Regions from separate parts of the Homo sapiens genome. Here region 1 is linked to region 2. Evidence: chromatin loops called from intact Hi-C (ENCODE). Cell type or tissue: PC-3. All regions are shown on one strand. Links, peaks and the distances in the headings refer to the core of each region. The heading gives the core; the rest is flanking DNA.

The links. Hi-C counts contacts between places; a loop is a spot of excess contacts. Peaks named below come from ENCODE experiments on the same cell type or tissue, not always from the same donor. Only the 100,000 strongest peaks of a DNase experiment are listed, where the experiment ranks them.
Region 1: it touches region 2 in a loop (6-fold over the local background); 5 of 110 quality-filtered maps call a loop at or near these places.

Annotation. Positions count from the first base shown.
Region 1 is chr1:108,028,302-108,037,975 of GRCh38, reverse strand. No RefSeq gene overlaps it. Among named protein-coding and RNA genes, the nearest start is that of LINC02785, 31 kb to the left of the region's middle. In PC-3, for the core only: no CTCF peak of the experiment used is centred there; a DNase peak (open chromatin) is centred at 3,415; H3K27ac peaks cover 350 bases.
Region 2 is chr1:108,119,721-108,131,144 of GRCh38, reverse strand. No RefSeq gene overlaps it. Among named protein-coding and RNA genes, the nearest start is that of LINC02785, 61 kb to the right of the region's middle. RefSeq lists a silencer at 5,276-5,415 and enhancers at 8,919-9,418, 9,419-9,920. In PC-3, for the core only: CTCF peaks have their summits at 5,219 and 5,419 (motif pointing right); a DNase peak (open chromatin) is centred at 5,434.

The DNA of each region.
Region 1 (9,674 bases), core at 162-8,161, 91 kb after region 2:
AAAATGAAATCAATGCTGTTTCATCTCCATGTTCACTGAGCCAATTGCAGCTCATCCTTCAAAGTCCAGCTCAACTGTCTTCTTTGCAACTTTCCCTGCTTCCTTCAACTTCTCTCCAGAAGAAGGAATTGCTCCTGTATCTGTGCTCTCAAAGCACTTCATATACACCCTAATCATATGCTTATCCCACCACCGATGTTGTTGATGTATTAATCTTTCTGCTATTTTGGGAGCTCCACAAGCCTGTGATTTATTCATGCCTATGTCCTTCCATCTCCTATAAGGTCTAAAGGACCGGTGTTATGTAATTTCTGTTGTTGAATTGAAAGTAGAAATTATGATCTTTTATGTATACTTTGTAGAAGAAAATTATATCTCATTTCAAACATATTTGAAATCTGACCACTTGAATTCTGAATTCTATTTCATGCGGTTATGCAAAAAATATTAACAGAATGCCTAAGATATTGTTGGATGCTGTGCTAGGTCTAGGGATACAACAGGGAACAAGGCAGACAGAGTCCCTGCCTTATAGGCCTCAGAGATTGGTGAGGGAGGAATATGGTGCCAAGTACTGAATATGGTAATAACACGTAGTTTAGGAAATAGCCTGGCCTGAAGGGCTGAAAAGATTTCCCTGAGTTAATGACATCTAAACAGAGAACAAGGAGTGACTAACAATTAGTCAAGTAAAGAATGGAGAGAATTATATTCTGAGCTCTGACTTGCTTATAAAAAGGCAACATTCTCACCCATTCTGCAGATCCTAATAGTTTTTCAAGCTTCAGATAAAATTCTGCTTTCTCCAAATACTTTATCTGAATATTTTAGCTTTATAACATCTTTTCTCTTAACAACTGCCTTCGATAATGTTTTAAAAGAAGTGTGAACCTCAGGAATGTGTCCCACATTGAGAACACTGAGTTATTTCATTGAATCTTGAAAACAACCTTGTGAGTTAATTATTAGTATCTTGCCTTTCCAGATGAGAAAACTGAGGCTTGGTGAGCTTGAATGCTTTTCCTAATACCTCATAGCTAGTGAGAGCTAAAGGAAGAGTTGGATTTCAAATGTAGGTCTGTTTGCCTGGATTTAATCTTCACAACAGTTCTAATAGGTATGATCAGCCCCATTTTACAGATGGAGAAACTGAGAGCCAAAGGACAATTGACTCAAGATCACAAAGCTCCTGGTGTGGCAGTATCTAGATTCCAATTCTTGTCTGTTGGGGTCCAGAGACTGTGCTTTGAGAGGCTAATACTAAGACAGGAAGTATTTCCAAAGACTCCCTCTCATCTGAGCCCATGCGGTGCTCTGTGATTGCTATTCTGAGGCACTGTTGGGCTCCAGAGACTCCAGACTCGCTACTCCAAGTTGGCGCCTCCACAGACCAGCAGCATTCTCATCATCTGGGTGCTTATTAGCAAAGCAGAGTGTCAGGCCTTACCCTAGACCTACTGGTTCTAAATGTGCATTGTAACAAGATTGCCAGATTATCCTAGACAATTCACATTACAGTTGGAGAATCTCATCCAGAGATGAGATTGTGCCCTAGAATCATTCTTGCAATTAGAAACCATGAAATATTGACCTTCTAGGCTTAGAGCCCAAGGCCAGTCCAGTTTTGAGACTCTCATCTTTCAGGGAGATACCTAGGGCTCTGTATTGGGCTGGTCTTCCTTACTGACATCCAGAAGGTCCTGGGTACCTGTGGAGACTGAGTTTGTAGTTGGGATCTTTGGTCTGGTGTCCAAGATACAAAAGGCCCCTCTAGGGTTGCTATTCCCCAGGAGCTGAATTTTTTTTGCTGTGAGCTTTAAGTTATAGATTGCAATGAAAAACATACAAAATTACACGATGATTTATAGCATTCTTGTGAGGAATAAGGTGATAAATACCCTTCCCAAATTATAGAAAGACCTAGAAAAGCCAAATGACATTTCCCATAAATCTTTGCAAATTTGTGGCAAATCTGTAATGATCCTGTTCATGTGACTCCCTTGTTTGCCTTCCAGCCAATAGAAGTCTGTAGTAACATTATTGTATTTTTCTTAAATCTGTCATCTTTCTCTTTATAGTTGACCATTCTTTCTCTTTTGTTCGTATATTCATTCATTCATTCATGAACATTTATTGAATGCCTACTTTGTGCTGGTACTTTGTGCTGGTACTTTGTGCCAGGTACTTTCTTACTCTGTGGCCAGGTACTAAAACTTTACTAAAGTTTTAGTAAAACTTTCTTGTACTAAGAAAATTATATTTTTTAAGTGGTCACTATAGCAAAGACTCCAAAGACTGAACAATTGCTACATGATGTGGTAACTGGATGATTTAACTTACTTAAAAAAAAAAAGATATTGATCCTGGGCCAACACTTATTTCAAGTTTAAGACCAGCCTGGGCAACAGAGCAAGACCACATCTCTACAAAAGAAAAAAAAAAAATAGCCGGGTGTGGTGGTGCATGCGTATAGTTCCAGCTACGTGGAAGGCTGAAGTGGGAGGATCACTTGAGCCCAGGAATTCAAGGCTGCAGTGAATTATGATGCACCCCAGCCTGGGTGACAGGGAGAGGAGTGAGACCCTGTCTCTAAGTATATATATATGAGAGAAGGTTCATTTTTTTTCAACTGGAGGGAAAGGACCTCACAAATAGTGATGCTTATGGCACTGTGTATATTAGTATTTCCTGCTGGATGTAGTACAAGCAAAAGAGATAAAAATTACATTAAATAAAGCAAAGTCCTAGAGACTCAGATTGCCTTTTTTCTGCTTTGATCAGATTTTCAGTCTAAATGTGAACCTGTTCCATTTAGGAATCATGGTGTTGAGTGTGTGTGTGTGTGTGTGTGTGTGTGAGAGAGAGAGAGACAGAGACAGAGAGTGTATGTGTGTGTGTGTGTGTGTGTGTGTGTGTGTGTGTGTGCATGTGCTCATAAGTCTGTATGAAAGCCAAAACTGTCTAAGTGGCTTGTTTTTATTTCTATTCCTTATGGGAAACAGACTAACTTCCAGCCTCGAGTGCCAGAACTGACAGCAGGTATTTAGCATTCATTTATTTCTCTCCAGAATTTAGTCTATAGGGATGAAAACTGTGGTTGTAACATTAAACAGTTTAAGTGCACTATCCCTGTGCCAACTAATATGACAGAAGGACTTTTCTAGTATACATCAGGGAGGCATGGGATCCAGCAGAACTTTTCTTCCTTGTTAAAATTAGGTTATAACTAATTTAAGAGTTTGGGTGACTTCGAGTTTTCTAAATTGGCATGATCTATGGCTCTGAAAAGACAGCTCAGGGACTGTCTATGCAGTCTGTCTATGAGTTGTTTACACAGAAAGCAAGCAAACATGGAAATAATAAGTTGGTTTGCAATTTGAGCTGTGCTAAGTTTGTTTTGTTTGTTGAGGACAACTCCACCCATGGTGGAGGGGCCCTTTGAGCTGAAAGTTACAGGATGAGTCTGACTTTGCTAGTCCAAACAAAATCCTTTTCTCATTAGATGACTTCACTATGGTGGAAATCATGCCACATCAGTATATCCTTGTATCAGGCTTTCTTTTACTCTTAGCAAAACATCTCTGCTGCCCACTATAGAGACCCTTGATGAGTAATTTCTCTCTTTAGAGAGTCAGGAGAGTATAGCAAATTAGTGGTCAAAAGGATAGGCTTGAAAGTCAGAGAGACTGGGAATCATACATAGCTTTACCCCTTATGTCTCCATGACTTTAGGAAATTGGTTTAACCCCTCAAAGCCTCATTTTCCTCCTATAGGATAATAACACATATCCCATGGGATTAGTGTAAACGGTTCGTGAGATAATTAATGGAAAGGATTTAGCTTACTGGTAACTAGAAAGCCTCAATAAATGCAGCTATTATTATTCAGATATGAATTCAGATACAAAACCTCCTCCCTACCTACTTCTCTAAGCACTCAGTAGTGAAGCAAGGAACCACCTTCAAGAACAGCCCATTCTTGACTAGCTTGTAGCCACCAGTTGGTTGATAGGATGTACCTGAATTTAATGATTTCTAATTTTAATATGTAGTAGGAGATTTAAACTTTGGAATTTTAACAAATTGGATCATTTCGCAATAATTCAATTTATACCACATGGACAAAATCAGAACAGATTTGCTAAGTACTCAAAGCAAACATATGTAGCTCATCATATCACCACAAATAGGCTACATGAATGTAAACTGAGCTGTTGGCAATTCTCATCACTTGGGGAGTTAGTAACTGATTGATGGCCAAGGCTAACAAGTCTGTGTTTCAGTCCAATTATTTAGCCTCTTGGCCTTCGGTCAACTTCTTTTTGTATTTGCCATGTTATCCTTATTGATTTCACTCACTGAATAGACAATCACCTCTTACAGTAGCAGCAACAGATATCCTCTGCATATTGCACAAACCTCATAAACAGCTTCATTCATTCATACCCTCATTCAACCACTATTTAAATATTGAATATATAAAAAATACCTATTGCAGGGGAAGCAAATAGTTCCTTGCCCTTAAAAGGCTCAGTTTGGTGGAAAAACATATTTAATAAAAGCTACCCAGCAGTTGTAACACAGTGTGGTGAGTGCTCTAATAGGGGTGAGCAAGAGGTGCTAATGGAGAGAAGAGAGACACCTTACATGGCCTGAGAAGTCAGGAAAGCTTCCCCGGCAGAGCACTGAAGAAAGGAGGAATAAGGACCAACCTGGCAAGGGAGAAACAAGGACATTCCAGGCAGAAGGAACAACATGGGTAGTAGAGGTTTGGAGTCAAAGAAATTTTGACCTGTACATGAATAGCAAGTAAGTTGGCCTCGTTGACCCATGGCATGTGCAGAGGAATGGTGTGACTTGTGTATGGAGAGGTAGGCCCAGGAGAGACTCGAACACACTAAGTTTTAACTTTATACGAAAGGCAATAAGACCCTTCTGAAGGATGAGAGAAGGAGTCCGTTTTCTGCTTGGGAAAGATCACTCTGGCAGCAGTGAGAAGAATGAATTAGATGGGAGCAGGACTGAAAGGAAGGAGAGAATTTGCAATCATTCAGATAAGGAAATACAAAGCCCTGAGGACAATAGGGAGTGAGAGGCAGGGAAGGTTTGAGAAGAGGGAGAATGCACTGAGGTTGCTAATTAAATGCTAGGGGATCACAGTGCCATCAAACAAGAGTGAAAACAAGAGGCACGTTTGGTGGGGCGGAGAGAAAAGACAGGATTGCCATCTTTCTTCTTTCCCAACTTTCTGTTTTCAGGATGCTGTTGTCTCTTTTTTTCCACCTTTTCTCCTTGAATAGACTTTCTTTTCTGTACTCTGTGTACAAAAATTAGTATAATGGAAAGAACATCAGATTTGGATTGAGATAAATCTGGATTAAAATGTTAACTTTGCTACCAGCAGCTTTTGGTTTGTGTTTTTGCTTTAGAGACAGGGTGTCACTCTGTCACCCAGCCTGGAGTGCAGTGGTGATCATACTTTACTGCAGCCTCCAACTCCTGGTCTTAAGCTATCCTCCTACCTCAGCCTCCTGAGTAATTAGGACTATAGGTGCACACCACCACAACTAGCTAATTTTTAAAGATTTTTTTTGTAGAGATGGGATTTTGCAATATTGCCCTAACTGGTTTTAAACTCCTGGCCTCAAACGATCCTCCTGCCTTGGCCTCCCAAAGTGCTGGGATTACAGGTATGAGCCCCCACACCTAGCCTACTACCAGCTTTTTAACCCTTGGTGAGTTATTTATCTCATTCTTCCTTGCTTCTTCTGAAAAACAATGTTGTGTAGAAGAAGAAAAAGCTGCAAGTCAAATGGAAAAATAGTTGCCAGAGGAGCAGTTTTGTCAGAAAGATAGGAATCACTTTTGGTATTACAAGTGGTAAGGGGCTTAACAAGGAGACATTTATGAAAAATTAGGAAGGCCAGAGGAGCAAAGTCCACTCACCGAAGCACCCTCTCCTGAGCACTGGAGACACGGCCTTTCCTACCTTTGCTGGATGGCGTTTTTATTATCATTATTGTTATCGGTTTTTGTTCGGCATACAACCCCATCCTTTTCATGCTCTCCCTTCTGGGTAATTAATTTCCCAGCATCCCTTGCCAGCAGGTTCCTGCTTTAGGTCCACTAATGAGAGGCATTTGTGTGAGCTTTGGGAGGCAGAAGAGAAGCAGATGTTATTACTTCTCCTCCAACAATAGGCACATGGGAGGTTTATAGCCACCTCCAGCATTCTCTTGCAAATCACTATCTCCAAGTAGCAGGTAGGTGTGATCACTGAAAGTTTTTGCAATTTCTTGCAATTTTTTAATTTTCTGGAAGTTAGCAGTAAATCTGAGAGCAGCGTTCTCTGCTCTCTGTATTTTCCAGTGGATTTGTGAATAAACTTCCTGTATAAATACCATTCTATTTAAAAATACCTAGGCCAGGCGCTGTGGCTCACGCCTGTAATCCTAGAACTTTGGGAGGCCTGGGAGGCTGAATTGCTTGAGCCCAGGAGTTCATGACCAGTCTAGGAAACATAGCAAGATCCCATTTCCACAGAAAAATAAAAATAAAAAAAATAGCCAGGCATGGTGTCATGCACCTGTCGTCCCAGCTACTCAGGAGGCTGTGGTGGGAGCATCATTTGAGCTCAGGAAGTCAAGGATGCAGTGAGCCATGATCACACCATTGCACTCCAGCCTGGGTAACAGAGTGAGACCCTATCTCTAAAAACATTAAAAATACTAAAGTGGTGTCTCTTTTCCTGACCAAAACGTCAATGGAAATCTTTCTGGCAACTACTTTTCAGTGTCCTTTGCCACCTTTCCCCAGCCATTAAAAGTTGAAGACTTTTGGCCAGGTGCAGTGGCTCACTCCTGTAATCCCAGCACTGAGGCAGGAGGATCACGAGGTCAGGAGTTTGAGACCAGCCTGGCCAGCACAGTGAAACCCCGTCTCTACTAAAAATACAAAAATTAGCCCAGCGTGGTGGTGGTGGGTGCCTGTAATCCCAGCTACTTGGGAGGCTGAGGCAGGAGAATTGCTTGAACCTGGGAGGCGGAGGTTGCAGTGAGCTGAGATTGCACCACTGCACGCCAGCCTGGGTGACAGAGCAACACTCTGTCTCAAAAAAAAAAAAAAAAAAATTGGAGATGGAGACTCTCAGGGCTTTGTTTAGACCCTTTTCAAGCTACACTCCCTTGGTGAACTCATTCAGTCTTAAGTCTTTAATGTATTTCCTATGGTCCAACAATTCCCCAAATTATATCTCAAGCCCAGAATTTCCTTTGAGATACAAATCCATATATTCAACTTTACCTAGTGTCCACTTGACTGGTCACAGAGTCCTCAAGCTCAGCTTGTATGAAATTGAACTCGTGGTCTCCCTCTCTCCTGTTGCCCTGAACCTCCTTCTCCTTCAAGGTTCTCTTTCTAAGAAGATGAACTCACCCTTCTCTCTGGGCCTTAGACTAGAAATCTGAGAATCCTTCTTCTTCTGCTTCTTCTTCTTTCCTTTTTTTTAATTTTTATTTTTATTTTTTTTTTATTTTCAGATGACAGACAACCTCTCACTCTGTCACCCAGACTGGAGTGCAGTGGTGCAATCTGGGTTCACTGCAACCTCCACCTCCCAGGTTCAAGCGATTCTCCTGCTTCAGTCTCCCGAGTAGCTGGGATTACAGGCGCCCGCCACCACACTCAGCTACTTATTGTATTTTTAGTAGAGATGGGGTTTCACCATGTTTGCCAGACTGATCTTGAACTCCTGACCACAAGTGATCCTCCCGCTTTGGCCTCCCAAAGTGCTGGGATTACAGGCGTGAGCCACTGTGCCAGGCCTGAGAATCATTCTTGATTCATCTCTCGCACTCACCCTCTCATGCAATGAATAACCAATCCTTACTGATTCTGCCTGCCCACATCCTGAATCTGACCACCTCTCTCTGTCCTCACTGCCACAACCCTCTTCTGATCCAGCAGGCTTGATAAGGGGAACACCAGGCTTGATAAGGTGCGCAACCTCACTGGTCTCCCTACTTCCACATCTACCCATTTGAGTTCATTCTTCACAAAAGGATCTGAGTGATCTTTTGATAATAGACCATGTCATTACTCTGCTCAAGGCCTTTAATAGCCTCCAGTTGCTTTTAGGGTAGTTGTACATCCCTATCCTGACCTGCTTCATCCTGGGACATTCCTGCCTCCTGCCCAACCACCCCTCCCATCGTCTCTCCCTTTCTGCTGCCTTCCTGCTGTTCTCTGCCTAGAGCGTGTTCTCCTACTCTTCCTCCACCGAATTCCTGATCATCCTTTGGTCTTTTTTACAGATCTTCTTCAATTCACTGAGTTAGAGTAGATCCCTCACTATTCACTAAAATGGCAATATATATTCCCTCTTAGCAGTCATCACATGTGCAGTAACTTGTTAGATGTCTTTTTTCCCCCCCCAGCTAGAATGTACACTGCATGAGAGCAGAAAACCCTTCTATCTTGTTCATGATCGTAGCCTCAGTTTCTGGCACAAATAAGGCATTTAATAAATATTTGTGCAATGAATTAATAGTAGGTAAGCAATGTTCATTCTTTCTACCTTCCCCTTCCCTCTTCTTCTCCCCTCCTTTTCCTTTGCATGCTAGTGCCACTCTGCTGCCACTCTTGCTATTGTTTTTCCACATGTTCTGTGTCTCCCTCCCTCCTTTCCTGGGGCAGCCAGTGTTCATGCTGACAGCATAACCCTGTGTTAGCTCAGGTTCTATTTGTCTCCCTGTGGTTCTTCTGCCTTTGGGGTTTTTCTAAAAGGGGAACCATTTGTTAACCTCTCAGGACACCTCGTGCTTGGGGTTGCAAGGGACCAATTTCCAGCAGAGCACAGGATAGTTTTCTCAGAAATAATCAACCTCTGTCTCCTGTTGCTTTGCCTTTGTCCTGAAATGGCCACCTCAATGCCAGGAACTGGTGATTGATGAGGCCCTTGATGTTCACTGTAGAACAAGGAGCATAGTACAGAAATGTACTCTGTGTCATTTCCAAAATTATATTAGGCAACATTATAAGATTAATAAAATAGAAAGAAATATTGAGACTCTTCAAAAAGAGAAGCATGCAAATATACAGAATTGCCTGAGAGCTAAAATAATTAGTTGAGGCAGTTGTCTCAACTAACTGGCAGCCAGGGCAAAAGGAGAAACTACATAAACAATAATCCTGTCAGAAAATGAGCAAGCATAGCTGTTCATCAGACAAACACTTTATGAAATACCACCTTGAGCTTTTACTTTCTTATTATGTATTGTATTTATTGCATCCTGTGTGTTCAATTCAATTCAGTATGTATTTACTATATACTATATATCCTATTCAATTCAATTGCACATCTTTTCAGCACTTACTGGGGGTCAGGCACTGACCTACGTACTGAAGGTTCAAAGACAAAGAAGATATCATATCTGTTCTTGCAAATGTAATCTGAATGATTTAAAATTCAAGTCTCCCATGGCTTTGTCTTGTTTTACAGTCTCAGATTTTCCTCTTCTCCTCATAGTGGCCAGCGGGGTCTTTGTCTTCACCCTCTCACAGCTCAAGGCTTTCATCGTAGTTCTTACTCTGAGTAAGACACAGCTCAGATCTTAGTGAATCTTTTAGTGACCAACCACAAAATTGCATTCTACATTTTCTAATACCAGCAGGTA
Region 2 (11,424 bases), core at 2,057-10,056:
GCCTTATTGAGGAGGTGCTGTTTGAAGGTGGTGCAGGAATGCTCTATACTGAGTCTGGAAAGAGCATCCAGGCAGCAGAGGGAAGCAGATGCAGTGGCCACAGGAGGGAGGAACCTGCAGGAGGCCCGTGTGGCTGCAGGAGAGGAAGCCCAGGGAGGCAGCAATCCAGGAAGCAGAGGGGACTCTGAGGGAGCCACATCATCATTCATTTCTCCATTTCTTGCTTTCTAGTTCTGCAATAGCAGCAGTTTCTTGGGGGTATTCCCTAAATAAGATTCAAATGTCTCTCCTCGGGGGGTGGGGGACACTTGGGGTAGTATCACTGGAAATGATGGAAAATACCTCAGTTTCTGGGAACTGTTATGTCCATCACAGACAGAATAGCTTACTGCTACCTGGACACGTGGGCCCATTCTCCAGGTAGCATGTCTATTGGCTTCTCTGTGCCTCTCCTCCTCCAGGGAGAATTGTAATTTTTAAAAAGAGAATTAACTTAGAAACCTTAAAATCTTTCTAGATATTTTCTGAGAATTACAGAGGATTTTAATCTTAGCAAACTAACAAGGCTCCCACTGTCCTCACTTCCTTCTCTGATCACTTTGTATCTGCCCAGGGTTGGTTGGTTTGTTTATTTGTTTTTAATTTACACAAGTTTGACAATGTTGGAAACAATCCTTTTATTTGATTTTTTGTTTTGTGTTCATTGATAATGTCCTGTTTTAAATTCACTTCCACAAAGTCAAGATAACCATAACAAACAAGTGATTTGTATTTTGTTACTCCAGAAAGAGAGGCTGGTTTGTCCAGGGATTTTAAAGCTTTCTAAAGTACGCTTCGAACCTAAGCTTATTATAGACTCCCAGTTTTCCCTAGTCAGCATGAGTTTACACTCATCTGATTACACCGATTCTACCACACAATCTCAGCCACGGGCTCAGGATGAAGTGGCCTGAATCCCAGCACCTGTAATCAGTGCCTTCTGTAGCTATGTGTCACCCAGCCAGTCTTTGCTGTACTGCAGGGGGTCCCCACATCAATCTTACTGCAGCAAATGGGATGGTAAAAATGTGGTTTTTTCTTTTTTAATTTAAATCAACTTAAGTCCAGCTCCTTAACCACTCAGTGTTGTGCCAATGATCTAGGATGTTGGCCCCTTTGGACACTGGCCATGGTCTACACCACTCACAGCTGAGGCGCCCTTTGTTCTAGCCTGCATGGTCCCTTGGTTCCAGCAGTTGTGCCATGCTTGGGATGGGAGGAGTTGGGAAGACATGGAGTGTCTGTGTCTGGGGTCCGGCCTTTCCATTCTGAAATGGTGATGAGTAGAATGTGGATCTCCCTTAGCCTTGGGACCCACTAACCTTTGTCTTCTTCCAAACCTCCGACCCACCTCTTTTTCTCTTTGCTCTTAAAATTATCCCTCTCCTCTTCCCTCTGAGGCCCCTGTCATCCTCTCTGCAGGTAGCTTCAGTGTTTGCAAAAGACAGAAAAGACTTTGATTGAAAGTGACTTCTGATTTCTACTTTAAAAAATCACCAAGGGAAGGAAATGCTAAAGGCCTGACTCCTGCTCTGAAATGAGAAAAAAGGGAAAATATAGGGACATAAATACAAGTTAGTATTTTACTCAGTTATCTTGCTATAGCCTCTCAAATTGCCTCCTGTCTCCTGGTACTCTGTCTCAGGAGTAAGCCTTGTGCCTTACAGCAGTAGGCTCTGCACATAAAAGGAGATGGCTGTTTTGTTTGTTTTAACATAAACAGATTGTTATACCTATTGAATCTCCAAGTTCCCACAACTATATTGATATGTGGCAATGCAGTTTCACAACCAGACAGTTCAATAAACGGTGTCCAGGTTGAAGGGTCAACTATGTACTTAAAATTCAACCCTTTTCAATGGCCTGGGGAGGAGATGGGAAGGATGGGAGAGGGTACAATTACTTGGAATGCTGAAAAGAATGATAAGGTGAGACTCCCTCTCTGCAAGGAGTCTAGAGCTGTTTCTAAATCTGTTTTGGTTTTGGATGTGTTGGTGAATATGAGTGCAAGCTCTCAGAAGACATGGCTGATAAAGTTGCAAGTGTAGAATTAGAGGTGAAATTGATGAGTTGGGTGCTTGAGTTTCTAAGTAGAAGAATCTGGTGGAATTCTACCAGAAGATGAGGAACATGGTTTAAAGCTCATCCTTTAGTGATCTTTGTTTTTGTCCTGATTTTATTCCCTTCCTGCTTTACTCTTTGTAAAGATGTTCCCCCTTAAGATATAGGGAAATGTTCTATAAGGTAATAAAGCTATATTAAGGCGAACAAAAAGTAAATGAATGGAGACTTTTGCTGGAGTTTGAAAAGTTAGCTATTTTATATGTATGTTTTCTTTGTCTAGTAAAAATGTACGACTATTGTTTTATGGAATTCCAATCAGAGACTGTGGGAGACTTTCTTTACTTTGCTAAGCCTTAATAATTCACTTACTCTTTTTATAAGGCAGTGAGAAACATTCATTGGTCAAATGGTTTGTTCAACAATGTTCTTTCTATTTTATTCACATAGCATTAACTAATAATCTTTCTATTTTATTCATGGTACCATTGACATCATCAACACTTTATTGAGTGTAACTGGATTTATTATAATTAATCACAATAAACTGCACATGTTTAAATTATATAATTTCATAAGCTTTGACATATGTACATACCCATGAACAAAAGATGGTGAACATACCAGTTTCTGAGTACATCAAGAAACCACTGATTGCTTTCTTTCTTTTTTTTTTTTGAGACGGAATCTCGCCCTGTTGCCCAGGCTGGAGTGCAGTGGTGTGATCTCGGCTCACTGCAACCTCAGCCTCCTGGGTTCAAGTGATTCTTCTGTCTCAGCCTCCTGAGTAGCTGGGACTACAGGAGCGTGCCACCATGCCTGGCTAATTTTTGTATTTTTGGTAGAGACAGGGTTTCACCATATTGGCCAGGCTGCTCTCGAACTCCTGACCTCGTGATCTGTCCACCTCGGCCTCCCAAAGTGCTGGGATTACAGGCGTGAGCCACCGCACCCAGCCTGATTTCTTTCTTTCTATCACTGTAGATTCATTTGTATTTCATAGAATTTTATGTAAATGTCTAGCTTTTCACTCTGCAAAGTCAATCAGAGTTATCTGTGTTGTTGCATGTCTCAATAATTTATTCTTTGTTTTGCAGAGTAGTATTCCCTTGTAGGAACATTCCACAGTATGAGACAAGGCCCTGCAGAGAAACTCTACATAGAAAGGGTCTCCATGGGGCTGGGCACTGTGGCTCACACCTGTAATCCCAGCACTTTGGGAGGCTGAGGTGGGCGGATCACAAGGTCAGGAGATGGAGACCATCCTGGCCAACATGGTGAAACCCCATCTCTAATAAAAACACAAAAATTAGCTGGGTGTGGTGGCACATGCCTGGAATCCCAGCTACTTGGGAGGCTGAGGCACGAGAGTCGCTTGAACCCAGGAGGTGGAGGTTGCAGTGAGCTGAGATTGCGCCACTGCATGCCAGCCTGGGTGACAGAGTGAGACTCCACTTAAAAAAAATTAAAAAAAAAAAAATAATAATAATAAAAAAAGAAAGAGTCTCCATGGAACACTTGATCCCTAATTGGCAGAAGAGGTCAAGGAAAAACACTAATGTGAAACAAGGGCAAAAGGTGCAAGAAAATTAAAAGGCAGTTAATAACTTCAGGAAAAATTAAAAAGCTCTAATATAAACGAAATGTGGCTGGGTGTGGCGGCTCATGCCTATATAATCCCAGCACTTTGAGAAGCTGAAGTGGGCAGATCGCTTGAGGCTAGGAGTTTGAGACCAGCCTTGGTAACGTAGCAAAACCCCATCTGTACGAAAAATATAAAAATTAGCTGGGCATGGTGGCCTGTGCTTGTAGTCCCAGCTATTGAGGGGAGAGCAGCTAAGGTGGGAGGATTGCTTGAGCCTGGGAGGTCAGGCTGCAGTGAGCTGTGATTGTGCCACTGCACTCCAGCCTGGGCAACAGAGCGAGACCCTGTCTCAAAAAAAAAAAAAAAGAAATGTAATTATAGTGAACACTAGCTCGGCAGTGAAAAATACTGCAAAGTCACATCATCAATGTGCTTTCAAAATCAAACTGTAGGCCTAAATATAGCTATAGAAGAATGTAAACAAGGAAGCAAATGTAATCAGAAGCTGAGCAGTAGGAGAGAGGAGGTGGGGTGAAAAGGGAAGGATGAGGAAGGTGGGGGTGTGCAAGGCTCTTGCTTACCTGGGTACCCGACAGGTGAGATGGCTGTAGCAGACACTGGCAGTTCCCTGCCCACACACCTGGCCCTGACCACGGCTGCACAAGGCAGCTCTGTGTGCAATTGCCAGCATCTGCTTTGGTGTTGCTCTTGGTGCTGGAGCTTACTTGCTGCCCATGTGACAGGAGCAGCTCTAAACCAGTGGTCGTGAGCTCTGTTTCGCACTGGCTCCCATTTCTACACTGGGTCTGGTGCAGGTGCCTATGGTGGCAGCTGGTGTGATGATTTGCCCTTTACTGATGGCCTTCTCCTCATCTTACTTTCCCATCCTGTCCTTGAATCATCCATTTCAGGATCTGCCTCTGAAAGAACCCAAACTAAGGCAGTCAATCCACCACAGACAGACAAGGAAATAGAAGCAGAGCGTTTTATTTAGAGATTATGGAGGAAAATACGAAAAGAAGCAACTAACAGAACTGCAGGTCATTACCTCTAGGGACCAAGACTAGAGGTGGGAAGGGGCGGAAGAGGAGACCATGCTTTTAAATATATGCATGGCATGTGCTACTTTAATATAATTAAAAACAATCACTTAAAGCAAATTGGAACAGTGTAACAAATGAAATCAAATGAAATCAAAAGGAGAGAGCACAAATATATCTGAGTAACTTGGTCTGTCCCCCAGCCCCCTTAATGTTGTTACCTGAATATGTCAATTGTTGTCAAAAGACAAGCATAAACTGAAATCGATTATTGTATGGATCTGAACCGATGGAAAATATTCTCTGTACAGCAATTTTAAAAGTATAATGGTAATCACTGTGTTAGGGATTAAGTATACTTCCCACCCTGTGTTTTTGCCATTGTATAGGAAAAATCATGCAGAATACATTGATAATCACTGTAGAAATGAGATGAGATTTATTAACTAAAACACTTAGCACTTCACCTGGCACTACTTTATGAAGAAGCACTTTGTATAGGGCACTATGTGTAGTTTATATATATAAAGAAACATTTGTGTATTGGGTTTGAATGTTACTTGTTGTTGTTGAATATTCTTCTGCTAGTCCACCCTGTCCCTGATGGAAGCTATGCCCCCGGATCAGAAACGCTTGATGCTCAAGCGGTCCTGGGAAACCACTATTGCAAGTAACTGTCAGTGCCCTCTACTTTCCACTAGATGGCAGACTTCCCCCAGCTCTGTGGACGGCAGATACCCAGGAGAGGAGGACAGAGCTTCAGATCTTTGCTTTCTCCCTTTCCCTTGACCTGGAAAATCACTGGGCTGCCTCTGAGGCCAGATTTAGATTTCCTGCACAAGCCATCATTACCTTGTTTAGAGGAGTGAAATTAGGGTCGACCTGTCCTGTCATTCCAGGACAGAAGGTGACAAATAAGGTCCTTTATGTGTAGCACTGAGGAGAAGGGCTTGTTCTTAATTTTTAAGATATTTTCCAAAAATAGAAAAATTCTGTTTTACAAGTCAAATAAGAAATGATTGAAAAACAAGTATCACTGTTCATATACAGAGTCGTAGGTAAATGTTCAGATACAAAAATTGTGACCATAGAGCATATTTTTGGATATTTGTTTTCATAGTGTGATGAATATTTTTGTTTGCTTAAAATTATTTCAGAAGTATAATCATAATTCAAGCTTGAAATACAAGAGTGGTAAAATGAGAGCAAAAATAAACAAGTAATAAAACGCACCACAAAATTTCTGACTCCATTCCCTTTTAGGGATTTCTTTTTTTACAAGAGTTATTTTTATTGATTTGTGTGACACACTGGCTGACACGTTTTAAAATAAATAAACTTTGGGTTTCAGATGAACACAGTTTGCATGCTGTCTCTCTGGAACAATACACATCAGAGGAAGAAGTTAATAGGAAAATCAGGCAACCCAAACTGTGTTTTTTAGGTTAATCAGGAATTTCCTTCAATTCTAGTAAACAGGTGGAAATAGAAATTTTGAGCTGAGAAAAGTAGGAATCAGGACGTGGAAGGGAAAAGCTGGGTTCTGCTGCGGTGATGTGGGTGACCCTTCATGATGAGCCAGCTGTCTATTCTCCCAGCTCTCTCCCGGCGGTAGGAACTGAGAAGAGGCGCCCCTCGCTGCAGGCCCTTTGATGCCTCTCCTCTCCCCTGTCCTTTCACCCCCGACTCTGTGAGTTGCTTTTAGATATCGTTCTTTACTTACCAATTGTCTCTTTCTCCCCTGCTTGTTAACGTATCATGAAAAAACTGTGACGTGATGACCCCCCATGAATGCCTCTGGAGGAAAAGTGCTAGAAAATTTAAAAAGAAAATTAAGGTGATAAAACTGGCCTCATTAATCTGTTAAACTCCTTCAACATTGCCAAAAACAGAGGTGAGCTTCTCAGCTCAGTTTCCCCAAAATTCACAGAAAAAATTACTGTGCTTGAAAAGAAAACACAGCGGGCCAGGCGCAGTGGCTCATGCCTATGACTCTAGCACTTTAGAAGGCCACGGTCAGAGAACTGCTTGAACCTAGGAGTTTGAGACCAGCCTGGGAACATAGTAAGACCTCATCTCTACAAAAAAAGGAGCAAAAATTAACCAGGTGTGGTGGTGCATGCCTGTAGTCCCAAGCTACAGGCTGGGAGGCAGAGGCAGGAGGATCACTTGAGCCCAGGAGGTAGAGGTTACAGTGAGCTGAGAGGGCATCACTGCACTGCAGCCTGGGCAACAGAGTGAGACCCCATCCCCTCCCCACAAAAAGAAAAGAAAAACACAGAGGATGTAAAATGGAGCTGAGATAGTGATATTCTGCCCAATATTTTAGGCAGTGCTGGGATTTTCTCACTAAATGATCAATATTGAAAACTAAAATATTTTATTAAAATGAGAAAAAATTATCAAAGTGAAGATTAAAATTATAAGGCTCATTCAAAGAGACGAGGGTGTACTTATATAATCTCCCAGTTTTAACTGCAAGATGTTTCATGACTTATGATGGGGTCATGTCACATCCTGATAAACCCATAGTAAGTCGAAAATAGCATAAGCCAAAAACGCATTTAATACCCCAATAAACCAATCATGAAGCTGAAAATCGTAAATCAAACCGTCACTAAGTTGGGGACTGTCTGTATTGTTTACTTTAATATTTTGGAAAGTTTTTTAGTGTGTGATACCAAAATCTACTTGACATTTAAGCACTGATTAACGCTAATGATTTTCACTGGGTCTTTTTTAAGCCCTAGCACAGCTGTTTGAAAACTTGGCTGAACATTAGAACCACCTGGGCGGGAGCTGGGGTTAGCTTTTAAAACTCTCAGGTCATATCCCAGACCAATTAAAGCAGAATCTCTGGGGTGGGACACAGGCACCAGTATTTTTAAAATTCCCCCAGGTGATTCCAACTGCTGCCAAGGTTGAGAACCACTGCAGTCTGGCTTCATTCTGACCACTGTCTACACATGATGTTAGTAATGGTTGGGATTGAAGGACTATAAATACAAGGACAGTGTTTCCCAGTGCCCTCCCAAGTGGAGGAGGCCAGGAGGGAGAGATGACGGGATTTGCTGACCAATTAGGTAGAGGTTTAAGAGAAGCTGTTAGGCCGAGGCGGACAGATCACTTGAGGTCAGGAGTCCAAGGCCAGCCTGGCCAATATGGTGACACCCCCATCTCTACTAAAAATACAAAAATCAGCCAGGTGTGGTGGTGGGTGTCTGTAATCCCAGCTACTCTGGAGGCTGAGGCAGGAGAATCACTTGAACCTGGGAGGCAGGTGTTGCAGTGAGCCGAGATAGTGCCGCTGCACTCCAGCCTGGGCAACAGAGCAAGACGATGTCTTAAAAAAAAAAAAAAAAAAGAAGAAGAAAAAAAAAGCTGTTGAGTCAAGGATGACTGTAATTGTTTGACCCAAGAAAGACAGAATGACGAAGTTGCTTTTGAGATGGGAAGGTAGCATGAATAACAAGGTGGGCAGAGTGGGAAATGGATAATTGGGTTTGGACACATGAACGTTAAGATGCTCATGAAATATCCAGGTTGAAAGTTCAAGTAGGAAGTTCTGGAATCCAGGGAGGGGTCCAGGCTAGTAGACACACACATTTGACAGTTATCGGCATTTAGATGGTGTTGAAAACCATGCGGTCAGATGATTCTCTAAGGAGTGAGGATAGATAAGGAGGGGATGAAGGCTGGCCCCTCTAGGAAACGGCCAGAGATGAGGAGGGAGCCGTGGAGGTGCTGAGAAGCAGAAGCCAGCAAAGTGGGAGGAAAACATGGGGAATGGGATGGGCCGGGGCCACATCAGGTAAGACGAGGACCCAGAACCGAACCTGCCTCACACTCCTCCTCGGAGGTCACCAGGGGAAGGAGAGGAGGAAAAGAAGCCGGTGGCAGGAAGGAGAGTCCTGCTCCACCACACTGGATTTTCTCCAGCAGCACTGATATTATCCAACGTGTGAGCACAAAGCCGGGTGCCTGATTGGCCCAGAGTGGAACCGGGTAAGTGCTGAGAGCAGAGGGGAGGGAGACTGAGAGTGCTTTGGAGGGACTCTGGTTAGAGCCATTGACTCCGAGTTAGGGGAAAGGAGGAGGTGGAGGCATAGAGAAGTGTAGTTAGTGGTCGATGGACAGGGCGGTCCCAAGGAATTCGAACAAAGGGCTGGGAATGATTGGCAAATAAATTGGAAGGGAAGCCTTGGGCCAGACAGATTTTGAATCATAAAGCTGACAGGAAACAGTTTGGGGTGATGACAATTTCTAGTGACCCAGATACCTTAAAGTCTTTAAGGGGTGAGGGGTGAGCAGCACGGGGGAATGTAACAACAAGGGGTGGGTAAGCGGTCAGACACGGGACCGTCGACGGTGCAGGGGTTTCACACGACGGTCTGTGGTGGTGGGTGGAAGAACTGTGAGGGAGAGGAGGGGGACAGTGAGGGGCACACACAGGCTGCCTGCCACTCTGAGGAGGGCGAGGGGCGTCCTCCTCGGAGGCCTTGGTTCAGTGAGAAGGGAGGCTGGGAGGAGGCACCTGGGCGAGGGCTGGGCGGACCTTTATGATGCAGAGATTTGAGGGCTGAGGAAGGAGGGTCCAGTGAAGACTGGTGCCACGCCTGTAGTCCCAGCTGCTCTCGGAAGGCTGAGGCAGGAGGGCCGCTTGAGCCCAGGAGTTAGAATCCACTCTGAGTAACACAATGAGACCCCGTCTCTAAAACCCAGAAAAAGGCCAGGTACGAGACCGTGCCGGTGCCCCACCAGTCCCCTCCCCTTCCTGAGGCTCCTGCTCCAGGCAGTTCTCCTAGGAGCAGGCCCGGCCTCTGGCTGCACTGGACGAGCGCAAGGCAGATCTGGAGGCCCCCTGCCGGCGGGATGCCAAGATCAGCTGGTCACTAAGTCCCAATGGAGTCATCATCCGTGTTACTAAGAAAGTGAGGGGCCCGCGGCACAAACCACAAGCGGGAGCGAGGAGAATCTGGAAAGCCGAGTGGGAGAGGTAGCTGGAAGGGCCGGCTGCGCGGGCCTGGGAGTATCCTGGAGGTCGGGCATGTACCGGCATTTTTGTGCGGTGATTTTTTCAATTCAGTCCCAAAGAAGTCCGGGGTGGGTGGGCGAGGCGCATCTAAAAGGGCAGGAATGGGATGAGCGGAAGGCACGGTTTCCTAAGAGGGCTATGCAGTAATTACTACAACAGTGACAAGGTTGGAAAGAAAAGAAGGAAACCAAACATTATAAAATATAGAGGCTGTGCCTTTTAAATCAAGAATAGCCAATTAGCCTATTGTGTTATGTAATATCTCATTCATTAGTGATTGAATTACCTCTGGCTGCATGTACTGTTTCCCTGAAGTTAATTTTTATTCCATTATGAAGGAATAAATCAAATCCATTGAAAGGAAATCTGACCTCTTTGCTGTCTACAGGAGGAAGGCCTTGAACCAAGTCTTTTTTGTGGTTTAATATTTTCGGTTTCAACTTAATAAAGAGGAGCCTGAGGGATAAGAAAAGAGGTCGGGTTTTGTCTTTTCCACTTGAAGTGCATAAACAGAATAGAAAGAAGTAATGACATGTAGTCAATTGTAAAGAACATGAAATCAACCCAGAAAATATGAAATGCTGATGGGGATGCACAAGCACCAAGTGTTCGTGGTACCACTGAGAATAATTAATTCAGAAAGTTTTTGCGGATGCCTGCTAACCATCTAGCAGAGCCTTTGCTAGGCGGGAGGCTTGTACAAAGGTAAACAATATGCTGTTTTTCCTTAGAGCTCACAGTCTGCTGGAAAGGCTGACGTGAGAAAATAGTACAGAGCGCTAAGTGCTGTAGCAAAAGCGTGTTCAATGATTTATGAGAACAATGGGCAGGGCAGTCGACAAGGTGTGAGAGGTGAGATGAAATTTTTGCTGTCTTTGGGGGACATGGAGAATATTTCCACACAAAGAAGGTAAGTGAGACATGTTCTGGAGAAAGGAGACGGCGTATGTAAAGGCATACAGACAGGCAGGATAGGTACATCTGGGGAAATTGCAAAGATGTTCTGTGAGGCTGGAGTGCTCCCTGGGGAGAGTGGTGAGAGCTTTGGTTAGAAAGATAGGTTAGTACCAGTTATATGGCACGCTGAGGCACTGGGTTTGATAAGAGAACCACTGGAGGATTTAATCAAAGGGGAATGCATGCTTAGCTGCATCTTTCCGAAAGGTGGATGGGTTGGAGAGGAGTGGATGGGAGGCAGGTGCGGACTGAAGGCAGAGGCTAAGTAAGCCCTTACCTCTCTCATGTCTGTATCCCCATGCGTTGTGTACATTATTTGGCACACGGTTGGTACTTGATAAATATTTGTTGGATGAATAACTGAAAGAAGGAAAATGAAATTTCTGATTTGGGGTGGTGGATGCAAGGTTTTGGGGGGAGCCGTATCTGGGAGAGTTGTGCCTCTCTTCTGCCCCTGCCAGATTTGTCAACCCATGACCCTCATGGCTTCACTGGCTCATAAAAGTGAAGTGTCAATTAGGGAGACTGAGAAGGAAAGAAACACCAAAGAGCTGATATCACAGTAGTTAGGGAATGAGTGTTTCCAAAAGAAAGGAGTGATCAACACCGTTCCATGTAGTACAGATGTCCAAAAAGAGCAAGGTCCTTGAGTTGTGCCAGGTCTGAGGCTTCAGTGAGAACAGTTTGGTGGAGTGGCAGCTACAGAC